Linked DNA regions of Homo sapiens: region 2 is linked to region 1. A link is a loop called in an ENCODE intact Hi-C map of the cell type or tissue named here. Cell type or tissue: A673. All regions are shown on one strand. Each heading gives the region's core, and the rest is flanking DNA. Links, peaks and the distances in the headings are about the cores only. Region 1 overlaps FAT3 (FAT atypical cadherin 3). Region 2 has its middle 290 kb from the start of LINC02756.

Evidence for each region. Hi-C counts contacts between places; a loop is a spot of excess contacts. Peaks named below come from ENCODE experiments on the same cell type or tissue, not always from the same donor. Only the 100,000 strongest peaks of a DNase experiment are listed, where the experiment ranks them.
Region 2: it touches region 1 in a loop (3-fold over the local background); 2 of 110 quality-filtered maps call a loop at or near these places.

What each region holds. Positions count from the first base shown.
Region 1 is chr11:92,881,011-92,887,903 of GRCh38, reverse strand. It overlaps FAT3 (FAT atypical cadherin 3), which reads right to left. Exons shown (of 28, transcript NM_001367949.2): 24 at 4,511-5,166; 25 at 791-904. Among named protein-coding and RNA genes, the nearest start is that of LINC02746, 31 kb to the left of the region's middle. RefSeq lists a silencer at 1,247-1,541. In A673, for the core only: a CTCF peak has its summit at 1,401; a DNase peak (open chromatin) is centred at 1,413.
Region 2 is chr11:91,498,431-91,505,323 of GRCh38, reverse strand. No RefSeq gene overlaps it. Among named protein-coding and RNA genes, the nearest start is that of LINC02756, 290 kb to the left of the region's middle. In A673, for the core only: no CTCF peak of the experiment used is centred there; DNase peaks (open chromatin) are centred at 3,203 and 3,493; H3K27ac peaks cover 2,354 bases.

The sequences.
Region 1 (6,893 bases), core at 161-2,660:
TGTGGATGACTGTTTGAAATTATTCTTAGTTTACCCAGCACGTTGAAAACACTCACTGTTTTATGACTGTTCCTGCTTCCCTCCCCTGCCCTGGGGAGAACAACCCATCCTCCGAAGCTGGTTCCTCAGCTCAGAAAACCCAGTCCAACATTAGCACCCTCTCCATAAGCATAAGTTCACAAGAGGTAGAGGTAGCAGCTTTGGAGTGTCAACAAAGTCTGTGAACCACGAGAAATTGCATGCAACATTTTGGGTGTATGTGCATTTTTCTAAGGAGCTGCTTCACAGTTTTTAATAAATTCTCCAACAGCCCATAACCCAAATGATTACAAGGGGGATTCAATTGAATGAAGATTCCACTGGTTCTATAAGAAGGTTTTTGTCTCTGAACTAATTTCTAATGACGGGGATGTTGGATGTACAGTGAAGAGGGAAGAGATCATTGGTAAAATAAAAAAAGAAAGAAATTACTCTGTCTGCTAGAGAATATCATTTGGGATGAAGTAGTTCCACCACAAACCAAATAAAAGAGGACTCACTACTGGAGGCCCAGGGTAACTACATCAACCCCTGATACAGATCTCTGGGCCTGCTCACAGCTACAGCTCAATGGGGGCTCCTTTGGCAATGACACCCAACAATGGAGTAAACCAGGGACCTGGTGAACACGCTCAAAAGCCCATGAACAGGTTGAGAAACAAAGCCAGTTGCACCACCCTCCTCCCAACCATGGTCTTCCAGAACAGGAAGCAGAACCCACCCGCTCCGAACAAATCTGATGACTTCTTACCATTGTCGTCACCAGAATCTGACTGGAAGGAGCTGAGGGACTGAACTTCAGAGTTGCTGCCTTTATTACTACCTGCAAAGCAGGTCACTTCTCCCGGGTCATCAACCCCTTTGTCTTCATGGACAGTGAAAGAGAAAGCAGAAATTACACTGGTTACCTTGTGCCTATTTCCAGTCCCACCCACCCCTCTCAGCTAGTTCACTTCTCGAGGCACTTTCATTTGCTTAGAGAAAATAATTTAGCTCCACAGTAGAAAATTGACTGTGCCACTGGGGGCAAAGTTCTGTCAATCAAGTGATTTACATTATGGATTCGAAACCCTTAGCCCATAGTAAATGAGCTTCCAAACAGCTGACAGCCAAAAGTGGCTGTTTCTTCCTCGAAGTGAAGCAACTGAGTGAAGAGTGAAATGAGGATGAAGTGGCTGCATTGCTCTTTGCCATTCAGAGTTAATTTACATCATTTACATGAACTGATGAGGTGTCAACACCAGGTTAAATGAGATAACTTTTAAAATGGGGTATAAATATTTTATAGGCAAGAATGCCTTTACATTTATCCTAACTTCCATCTCTGGACAGTAAGTGGAATTTTCAGCTTTGCCTCCTAGAGGGCAGCATTGTATCATTTTTGGGAGTGACCATGTTCTGCACCCTGTGTCAGGTAGGAGGGCTGGCAGTGGTGTGGATATGCCCTTAACCACATATGTCCTCCTTCTTTACCGTACAAAGACAGTCAGAAACACACAGATGCACATGCGTGCACACACACACACACACACACACCAGGGCTACTTTCTTATTTGATGGACTAAAGGAAGCAATAAAAACAGCCTATATCTTGAGGTTGCCAAGTGCAAAATGAATTAGTAGCCCAGAAATTGTCTCACCAGCTAACTCTGCCTTGCTTAACAAAGAAGGAAATGTATTCAATACAACCCAACAATACTTTGGGGGGAAATGTGAGTTTTGGCCTGAGGTGAATTCTGGAAATAAAGCTGTCACATCAGCAAGGAGTGAGGGCAGTGATCACCAGGAAGAGCTGCAAATCATCATGTAACGCAATGGTACAAAGAGATACAGACTTGTGATTAAAGGAACATTTGTTCCTCTCCGTGGCCACAGAAATCACGTTTCTTCCAAAAAGGGTGGTGTCAGGAACAGGCATGGTGGCTCTGCATCTGCTGTCAGAGGCTGAGGCCACAGGAGTTGGCTAAACGACCGATGTAAGTGGAGAGATATGCCAGGGAGACATTCACCTCCTAACAGCCATGTTGCAGAAAATATGACGATGAGCTTCAGAAAACCACAAGGTGTGCACAAGCTTAGCCCTGAACACAAGGAAGGAAATGACAAATAATCCACTCTGGTGAATGAAGTGCTGAGCATAAAACTCCTTTCTCCACTCCTTCATTTATTAACTCCCCCCTTTTTTATTGCTAAATAAAAAAGAGCCTATTAGCTAGTGGATTGGCAAGATTATAGTGGAGTCTAACTCAACAGATAATTTGAGAGGGAGTATATTTATGGCTGAAATTCAAGGGCAACTGCTTAAAATACATGTGTCTACAGAAAGACAATCAGCAGATAGCAAGTTGGGGCAGCACTAGAATAGAAAGAATTCATTCTTGGCCCTCTGTTATCACCAAGAAATCCTCTTCCTCTAATACCGCTCACCCTCCTTCCTGCCAAAGCTCCCAAGAACAGTGCTGGTAAGAGCACAGGTTTTAATCCTAACTTCTCCTTTTGCTAGTTAGGTGCCTTCAGGTGCGTATTTCACCCATTGAAGGGAGTTTTTTCCTCCGTGGAATGATGGCCTGGTAATGGTACCAACATGGGGGCACTATGATGGTTTAAGGAGATGATGCAACACACAGCAGTGTGCTTCACATTCACCTGCTGCCCTGACTTTCTCATCAAACCTCTTGGTTCTCAACCCTTGCATTCTGGCTTCTGCCTTGATGGCTCTACTGAGAAGCTCTTGAGATGCTGACTCCTCTCGTCATCAGGCTCACTATACATCTATTTTAGCCTGTGTCCTCCTTGGCGGTTTCACAGCATTCAACACTGATGACCTTACTGACATTCTCTTGGCTTCTGCACAAGGGTCCTCTCCTTTTCCCTCCTCTTTCTTTGTTGGCAAGTGTTTGTCTCCTTGCCTGGCTTCTCCCCTTCTGCCCAAAGCCCACATGTAGTCATCTCCAGGGTTCTTTTGGAGGCCTGGTTTGACCATCCTCTCTGTTCTTGTTCCCTTGGTGAGTTCACCCTCCTACAGAGTCCACCATCCTACATGCAGATGTTGTTCAAACTTTCACTTCTAACCTTGACCTCTCACCTGAACAACAGAGCCAGACATCTCTCGGGTAACCCTTTACTTGTCCTCTACACTGAGCTGCTTCCTGTTCCTGGGAGGGCATCTCCAAAGTGTCCTACTGAAATCTTACTCATGCTTAAAGATATCAGTAGGAATATCCCCTTCCTCCATGAAGAAAACCTTTATCTCCCTGGCTGCCCATGGTCTCTAGCTCCATCTGAAAACTTCCTGTTTCCTCCTTCTCCCTCAGCATATGCCACAGTGCTATAACCATAGCCTTCTAGGCTACCTAGGACACAGCTGCTACTGCGATACAAAGCCATTTGTCCTGATGAAGTTATAGGTTACAGCAAAGCTTCCTTTAGTCTCCTTGTGATGGACACTACAGCAGGGAAAACAATCTCTCACAGAGATGTTCACAGAGAGTACCTTACTGGCCCTCTGCTTTCTTCCCTTTTTGGGAAGAAAGCCTGTTCAATTTCTTCTCCTAGGATCAGCCAGAGCCAGCTTTAAAAAATGTAAATTATCATGCCAGTCACTTACTTAAAAACCTGCAATAGTGCTGCTGTTAAAATGTATCCGTTCTCTGGTGCTCAGCAAGCTCCAACTGCACCGACCTCCTCTGTGTTCTTCTACACACCAAGCTCCTTCCCACCCCAGGACTTTTGCACCTGTGGCTCTTCCCTGTGCCTAGAATGTTGCTGTGTGAGGCCAAGTGAAGAGGCAAACACCTCCATCTGGCCCAGACCACCTTTCTGCCTTGTGGATCCCCCTCTTGTTTCATGGTCTCTACATTCCAGCCAAGAAGAAATGACTTGCTTTTCTTCTGATCACATGGGTCCCCCTACGGTGGAATATCCTCCTTTCCCCAGACTCTTTAACTCATCATGGTCCAATTGAAGTGTCCCTCTGCTTCTCTCAAGTCTTCATTCTAAGACTGGAAATACTCTCTTCTTCCAGCCTTCCAGAGCACACTTCTGGACATCACTCAAGTGGCTTTTTGCACTTTGTACATAGGCCCAGACACACACACACTATTATAATTTATACACAATAACTAGTATACTTTCTTCTTTTCTTTTGCACTTTGACCAGTGGCCCGCTATTGTGAGAAGAGGATGGGTTTTGGAGCCTGGAAGACTTGAGTTGGGGTACTGACTGCCTCTTACTAGCTGCCTCACCTTGGGCTCATGATGTTACCCTCTCTGAGCTTCATTTCTCCCATCTGTAAATGGGAACCAGAACCAGGACAATTTTCCAGAGCTGGTGTGCACATTCGACATCAGCACATGTCATAGCGAATGCTCTGCATGCGGGGTCTCTCTCCCTTCCCGTAGCGTCCTCGCACAGCGCCCCTGCAGGTTCCCTGTAAGCACCGAGGGGTGAGCATTACCACTTCCTACTCACTCTCAGTTCCCGCGTCCCAGCCATTCTTCCGGATGGAGTCGCAGTCGGAGCGGCAGGGTGACACGGCGGGGAGGTTGGGGGCCACACTGCACACGACCACGCCCCGCCGGGCTGTCAGGATGCGGGGCGACTCAGGGTGAAACGTGGTCATTTCCTGGTGCTCGCCTCCCAGCCCGTCCACGATCTTATCCAGGTTGCTCCTGGAGTCACTCTGGAAGCAGGGTGTGTAGGCCATGGGGCGCACGGGGACCTGCGGGGGCCCCACCTCCTGGTAGACGTTGCGGCCGTCCCCACTGCCGCGCAGGTTCCGGAACGGGATGCCATTGCTCTTGTTAAGCAGGGCGGCGGTGGCCGGGTCCTGCACTAGCGTGATGTTGTTGCGGGAGTAGTTCTTGCGGAAGACCTTCTTGCGGAAGACTATGAAGAGAACCACCAGGATGAAGATGACGAAGAGGACCACGGCGATGCCGATGAGCTCCTCCTTCCCCACGTAGGAGTGGCCAGCCTGGATATTGGGTACCACCACGGGGCGCAGCCCGCAGTACTGGCCCACGTAGCCCGGCGTGCAGTTGCAGAGGAAGGAGCCGAACACGTTCACGCAGGAGCCTCCGTTCTCACACTCCTCTCGTTCGCACTCATTGATGTCCTCCTCACACCTGCGGCGACACAGAAGCCCCTCCCCACCGTCAGGACCAGTGCACACACGTTGGTATACGGGAACTCGAGAAAACACAGACATCTTTAAAAGAAAACGATGCACCTAAAGGGTACAGATGAAGCAGGACAAAGATGGTTGGTGGGGGGGGGGAGGGGGAGTTAATTTAGGCATTTCTGTGGCCACTGTGGTCCCCAAGTCATCACCTTGCCTTAAGGTGTTCCTCCCAACCCAATCTCTCCCAGGTCTTCCTTTCCTACCTGGGTTGGGGGAAAGGAAGAGACTGAGGTGGGAGAGGAGAGGAGGAGAAAGAGAAAGAATAACAGATGCTATTGAAAAGGTACTGGACTCCAAATCCGCGGGAGCAGATGCATCTCAGAATTTAAAATTGTGCAGTTTTAGCAAGGACATGCAGCACATATCTTTCACATTATGTAAAATACTCCTCCCCCTCACAGAAATTGGTGCTGGCCGTAGTATCCCATAATCAAAAATACCAGTGTTTCTGCAGTGAAACATATGGATATTCACACTAAATGAGAGAAATAAAGAGTAGAAAGAGCCTCAAAACAGTTTTGAACAGGTTTTGCCACCAAATTAGTTTGCCACTAACATACTCCAAACCCTTTAAGTTCTCAGAGCTTTTGGGATTGTAGAATTGCAGACAAAGAGCTGTGAATCTATATATCGGTTATAGGTTTTCCCCAGAGGAAAGTCTTTGGTTCTGACATTTTCCTCTAATGGCTACAGTAATTTTTGGTCCCTCTGGGAAGCTGGGGGCTGCAGGTGGGTGGGTGAAGGGCTACATGTCTTCAACATTCTGTGCTTATGTTAAAGGCTAATACTCATGTAGATTTTCAGGAAGAATGACTAAAGCATTCTAATGAAAAATAATTAAATCAATTTTATTCTCTTTAAAGCAATCCATGACTCACTTTGAGTATAATTATAAGGCAAGTGTTTCAGTCTTATTCTTTCTTAGCTTAGTATTATTTGAGAACATAGACCTTCTTTTTCACTTTTCTCTATTTCAGCAATTTTTCTGATATTTAAAAGGTCCAATCACCTATATTTTTGGTAATCTACCTTTTAAAATGTAGCCAAACGAAACCTAATTTGAACAGATAGAGGTGAGGACAGCCGGAAATTAGTCAGAATCACAGAGTATTTAAAAATAAATGCCGCTTTATTACTTTAAATTACATCCAACGATTCAAAATCAGTTAAGTATTTCCTGGTAAAGTCCTCGGGAGATTTGCTCTAATGAATAAGTAAGACTGATCTGTAATTAGAATATCACTTGCTTGAGATTACATACATATACTTCTAAAACGATCAAGGATGGCTGAAAGTGGCATTTTACTAGGAATTTAAAACGGTCTCTTTCCTTTTGGCAAATATTTAATTTTGTTTCTTTCTTATGAAAGAAAGGTTTGCAAAGGGAAGGTAAGTTTCAGTATCTCAGAATGATCAAAAAACAATAGGCCGTAGAGTCCAGTTAATGGATTCTGCGGAAATGGGTAGTATGTCTGCCTCCGAATTATAATAGAAATATTAGGTGGCCTAGATGACTTTCTTTTCTCCCTAGTTACAGACTACATAGTAATCATACACAATTTTGAAGGTATAGGGAAACATAAAGTAGAAAATATGAATTACTCATGACCCTACTACCCAGAGATAATTCCTATTAACATTTTAGTCACCTGTAAGCACTCCTTATACGTA
Region 2 (6,893 bases), core at 2,006-4,505, 1.4 Mb after region 1:
GTGGAGAAAAAGGAACACTTTTACACTGTTGGTGGGACTGTAAACTAGTTCAACCATTGTGGAAGTCAGTATGGTGATTCCTCAGGAATCTAGAACTAGAAATGCCATTAGACCCAGCCATCCCATTACTGGGTATATACCCAAAGGATTATAAAACATGCTGCTATAAAGACACATGGACACGTATGTTTATTGCGGCATTATTCACAATAGCAAAGACTTGGAACCAACCCAAATGTCCAACAAGGATAGATTGGATTAAGAAAATATGGCACATATACACCATGGAATACTATACAGCCATAAAAAATGTTGAGTTCATGTCCTTTGTAGGGACATGGATGAAGCTGGAAACCATCATTCTCAGCAAACTATCGCAAGGACAAAGAACCAAACACTGCATGTTCTCACTCATAGGTGGGAATTGAACAATGAGAACACTTGGACACAGGAAGGGGAACATCACACACCAGGGCCTGTTGTGGGGTGGGGGGTGGGGGGAGGGATAGCTTAGGAGTTATACCTAATGTTAAATGACAAGTTAATGGGTGCAGCACACCAGCATGGCACATGTATACATATGTAACAAACCTGCACATTGTGCACATGTACCCTAAAACTTAAAGTATAATTAAAAAAATGTATTATTCAGTGATAAAAATGAATGAGCTATCAAGCCATTAAAAGATATGGTTGGAAATAAGAAAGTTCTGGGAAGAAAATGTTAACAATTATGGGGTGTGTCAGCGGGACACAGGGGCCAACTGAAAGAGCTTTTAACCCATTTATGCTGGAGGTTGTAATTTTTTGAATTTTTGCGTGAGTGAAAAATCAGACTTTGGTGATGACCTTGAGCAGTAGGATACAAATAACTCCCACATGCTTAGCGTTCCAATAATGGAACACTAGGCATAAGTGAGTTAAAGACCAAAGTGGAAATAACTTGAACAACAAAACAAATTAATATTGGATTGTAATCCAGAATATAAAATAAATATGCATGACTTCATATTTGTATTAATACATGGTTGAATAAATAACTAAATAAAGAAGAAGAGATGAATCTGTGCATGAGTCCAAATAATGTATGTCCATATTCTGACCATAAGCAGATAAATCAAAATTTCCCACATTATAAGTGTAGCTTGGCCATAGTGATTCTTTCTACAGAATCTAGCATGAAAAGTAGGAAAAGCAACAAATAAACAAAAGGAGTAGCTTTACATAGGAGTTACCTGACAAACACTACCTGAGCCAGATAATCAGGGCCAAAACCAAGAGTGATAAATCATGTTGATAGTTGATACAGTTTATATAATTTGATGAAAGTGGCACATTACCCCTGTGGTCTAACTCTAAAAACCCAAAGCCCCAATCTAATAATGAGAAAACCAATCACATAAGCTCCACTTCATGGGCATCCTACAAAATACCAACCAGTACTCCTCGAAATTGTCAAGGACATCAAAACCAAGGGAAGTCCGAGAAACCGTTAGAACCAAGAGTAGCCCGAGGAGACATAATAACTAAATGTAATATGTAATCCTGGATGGGATTCTGCAACAGTAAGAGGTTACTGGGTTAAAATTAAGAAAATCTGTTAAATGTAATATTTCAAAAGGACCAGACTACACTCAAAAGTTAGAATACATGTAGTCTCAAAAGATATTTTATTAAACTTTTTGCTTGAAGAGGCAATGGAGTTATTAGTGAGACAGTCAGTCCCTCTTCTCCCAGGTCTCAGATACCATCTATCTATCTGTTTTACAGTTCACGCTGATATGTCAAGAGAGTATCAAGTCATTTTCTCTTGACAGTAGCTCTGCTCAAGATTTTAGTTCATGGAAAAGCAATCTTTACTTTTTGATAAATTGATCATATGTAAAGGGAGCTATCTTCTCCCATGACCCAAAGCAGATATTCTTTGTATTTTTCTTCGTCCTCCTCATAATTATCCCCTTCTTCTTTATCATCATAGCTATATATATTTATACATAGTTCTCATATATGTATACATAGTTTTTTATTCTTTATAAAGTGTTTTCACCTACTTTTTTTTGGAAGATGCTGGCCTTTTTGAAATAATAGGAGTATAAGAAGTTACAAAAGCCAGTAAGATTTTGTGTATGTGCATATATGTGCACATCTATACTCACACATTAAACATGATTAAATACACCCATATATGCATGCAAATATATCTACATTTATAAATAATACATGCTTATACACACTCATATTTAATATGTTATCAATAAGTGTCTCTTGTACTGTCTTCCATTCTTTGGTCCAGTTTATGTCTCCTCTATTAACATGTGAAGACTTTAATTTCAAAACGACACAGATAAGCATATTAATTTGAGCCAATGTGTGTTAATATTATTTTAGAAACTGATGTTAGTGTATTACTGACATAGTATTAATAAACAAAACACCAGAAATGACTAACGTCTTATGTAGTGAATGCTGCTTCTAAATGCACCAGTTGACGACAATTAAACCTGCTGTTTAGAATGGTTTGATAAAAGACCTGAATTGGAAATTATTCTACCCAATTAATTTTAATAAAATTATTTCAATGAGTAAAATTTAAATAATTGTAAGATAAATAGAATATTTTCCTCAGAAACGCAAACGGATATCAAGTAGCATAACATTTTTTTCTTCGATTTCTGTTTATTTTCTTCTTTATTAACTACACAGAGGTAAGGTATAGTAAAGAGATGGATGGAGTAAAGGATTAGCTGCAAACAAATGTAGAATCATAAAATATTGAGGGTCATTGACTGAAGATCCAGCTAAATATCAGATTTTAGCTAAGAAAATAAGACTTCAAATTTAGTTTTCAATTCACAGAAATAAAGATAAATTAGAATATGAATTACAAGGAAAATAAACCCAATAAAATTTGCTGAAATGTGGGTGGAGGGAAATTTTAATTATTACGTGAAATTGACAAGCAATCTCATTAACATGAAGAACAAGTAACAATGTGTAACTGGGTCTTATGAGATTGGAAATAGATTGTCAGGAACTCATCTTTCTCAGGTTATCTATCTTTCTCTTACACATATGCATGCACACGTTCACACACCCCCCCACACATACCGTGGTCTCCCTTCCTTCCTTCCTTCCTTCCTTCCTTCCTTCCTTCCTTCCTTCCTTCCTTCCTTCCTTCCTCCCTCCCTCCCTTCCTCCCTCTCTCCCTCCCTCCCTCCGTGCCTCCCTTTTTGATCACCTTGTTTATTGCGTTCTCCTTTTTGGAAACCAGCTTCTCTGCTCACTCTTTGTATCATCTTTCCTAAAACTATATATTGAATATGGTTATGATTTGTCTTAACGTAAACTCTGGTCTCAAAACTGCATGGATTTTTATCAATAAAGAATCATTCCACTATGGGGTTAATACCTTTGTCTTCCATTTAAACTTCCCAAGTGGAAAAATCTACAGTGTCCATGGATTGTATATTCCAGCCCTGTTCAGTGAAAATGTGTGGTCATGTGTGCTGCCCTTTCTGGGAGCTATGTGGGGCAAACAATTGACCCTCATGATCTGGTACATTGCAGGCAGCCAATCCAAATCATTTAGCAATATACTGTCTACTTCATGTACTAGTCATCATCTGTAATTTGAATTTATAAATTAAGTTTAGTCAATTACAAGTAGTTTCTGAGCACTTGTTATGGATCATCAATTACCATTGTGTTAGACTGTGGAGATTACAAAGCAAACATATGATATATTACTAGGTTTAAGGGAGTTTGGAAAATAATTGGTGATGAAACCAACAATACATTTGAGATAATCAGTAAACAATTAAATAGTTAATTTTGCAAAATAGAATGTAAGTATGGTAATCAAGTGATAGTAAAATTATGGTTGAATGTAGTCTGAGAAAATTTTATAGATTGGATAGGAATTAATATGTGTCTAGAATAATGGGTAGGACTTTATGAATTTAAGAGAAAATACAGTCAATATAATTGAAAGTCACACATGATTTAATCCTTTCTAAAGAGGATATTTAATATAAAATGAAGGAGAATACGGAAAAGAAGGAAATAAAGTTAGGGCAAGATTACAGAGGACCGTGAGAGTTTAACAGAGGAGCCTATTCTATAATAAAAACATAATAAAATAACACGAAAATAATATTGAAGCAGAGCCTGAAGTTAGGCAGACCATCTAGAAGTTTAAAAATGAGATAAGATCACTTATTTTGGTTTATGGTGATAGCTGTGAGTATTGAAAGACCCCGACCGTACGAACTGTCATGTCACGAGCAGTTCTTGGACCAGGAGATTTATTTGGATTATAGCCCTGGCTCTTGTCTGCTCTGGAAGTATGTCCTAGAGCAAACCATTTGCTTTCTCTAGGATTTAGCTCATCTTCACAATGATGTCTTCATCATCAAATTCTCTGAGGTTTCTTCTAGCTTGAGACTGGTAAAGTTGATATAACCCATACTGAAGAAAGTCCTTACTTTTAGACTTTGTGACAGAAAGGATAAAAGAATAGAAGGGAGTAAAAACCCAGAGATCCCACTAATACCTCTAGCCTGCTTTTATGAATTTAGAATCCAAAATTTATTGTAAAAACTTTATGGGTTGTGTGGGATAGGTGCAGTATTAAAAATTAAATCCTAGAGCTGAAATATGTGTTTAGTTTGTTTAAGAAAGGTAATTTGCTTATCACACTTTTCATATATTGGGTTTATATGTATTTTTGCAGCGAAGCTGTAGTGAAAAAGTAGTGTTTTTTTGTTTTTTGTGGTGCATTAGAAAATGTGGTTATATGGCATTTTGGACAAAGTAGTTCTTTTATACTCTGGAAATTAGTTGTGAATTTCAGCAAAGCTGATTCTCTGCTGTGTGAAATGGGAAACCTGAAGAAGAAGAAAGATCTGTCAAGAGAATAAGTGATCTCAATGCTTTGATTAACAGGCGGCCAGGTGTTAAATTTAATTGCCTCTAGAAAAAAAAGGAAATTTTTCTTTTCAGTCTCACACTTCCTAATCATGGTGAACTTTTGCAGGAGGAAGAAAGGATATGGTATACATGTTGAAAACATATTTTAAAGAAACATGTTCATGGTAGAGATTTAAATTATCATTTTTTCTCTTTTAATATATTTTATTATGAAATATATAAAACACAGAATAGAGAGTAATAAGCCAAATAATCACACTTATCCTATTCAATTTTTAAAATATTAACATTTATAAGGTTTACTTCAGATTAATTTCTTAAGAAGCGAAATACTACAGATCAAAGTGAAACACGCAAGATACTCACCTTGATATTATTCCTGTTTTTCTCTGAGAAATTTAGTACCTTATATTCATTTTGTTCATCACAGAGAGGGAGAGGCAATGCTTATGGCAACATATAACTTCTACGTATTTACATATAAAAATATACAATATGACATTTTACATTGCATGTTGATAATTTCTTTTGAATGAATGTTTATATAATTTATAAAACTGATATTAGACTTTCATTTTAAATAATGTTGATGGAAATTATCTGTACAGATACAGATAACTCCATTTTATTGCAGGTATGAATATGACATCATTTATTCATTTTCTTTCTAATGAGCATTCGAGTTTTTTCTATTTTTTATTATCAATTATATGAACAGTTCTGTTTATATTTCCACGAAGATGTGTTAGAACTTCTTCACACTTCTACAGGTAGAGAGGCTACTCTAAGAACACATATTCTTCTATTTTATCTTTTACTCACCAATTGCTTCCAAAGAGATTTTATTATTATCCCAACAGGGTGTTATATGATTTCTTACTTTTTCATATCTCCATTAATTGAATGTTCCAATATTTAAATTTTGTCAATCTGTCATGTATTTCTTTCGAAAATCTCACTTTGCTTAATTTGCATTTTCTGGTTAGAGTGAAATTAAAATATTTTAATCCATTTCTTGGCTATTCTTGTTTCCTTTTATATAAATTGCATTTTTATAGTCCTCGCCAATATTTCACTAAATTATATACCTTTTCATAATTAGTACTACCAGTATTTTAAAATAATTATTGATGCTTACTCTTCCTTTGTAATTTTCTTTCCAAATATGTTTTATGACTTGATTTTGAAAACTTTTAAATTGTTTTTTTGCACACAGAAAGTTAAATGCACTCATATTTATCATTATTTCTTTTATATAACATGCTTTTCATAAATTCTTTAAGACATATTTTTCCGTCTTGAGGTCATAAAAATGTTGTCTTATATTTACTTGTTAAAATTTAAAGTATTAAAATTTAAATATTAAATATTTAAGCCCATCTGACATACATTATTTTCAGTGTATGGCTAATATTTTACACAGTGCTAACCAATACCATTGGCTGAGTAACCTAGGATTTCCTACTAATTCTTAATGCTACTATCCTAAATCACATTTATATATAAATATATCTCTCTTTCTGAGTCATTATTCTGATTTAGTAAGGTAAATCCTACTATCTTGTTCTTCTTCCAAATTATATATATAATATATATATTGTATATTATATATAATATTATATAATATATATAATATCCATAATATATAATATATATAATTATATATGTATATTACATATATTATATATATTACATATATAACATATATATTACATACATATATAATACATAACATAATATATGTTATATATTACATATATTAAATATAGCATAATATATTACATATATAATATATAATATATAATATATTATATGTACATATATGTACATATAATATATGATATATATTACATATATTATATATAATATATATGTATATTATATATAATATATGTAATATATAATATATGTAATATAATATATATTACATATAAATTTATGTAATATATATTATATATTATAAA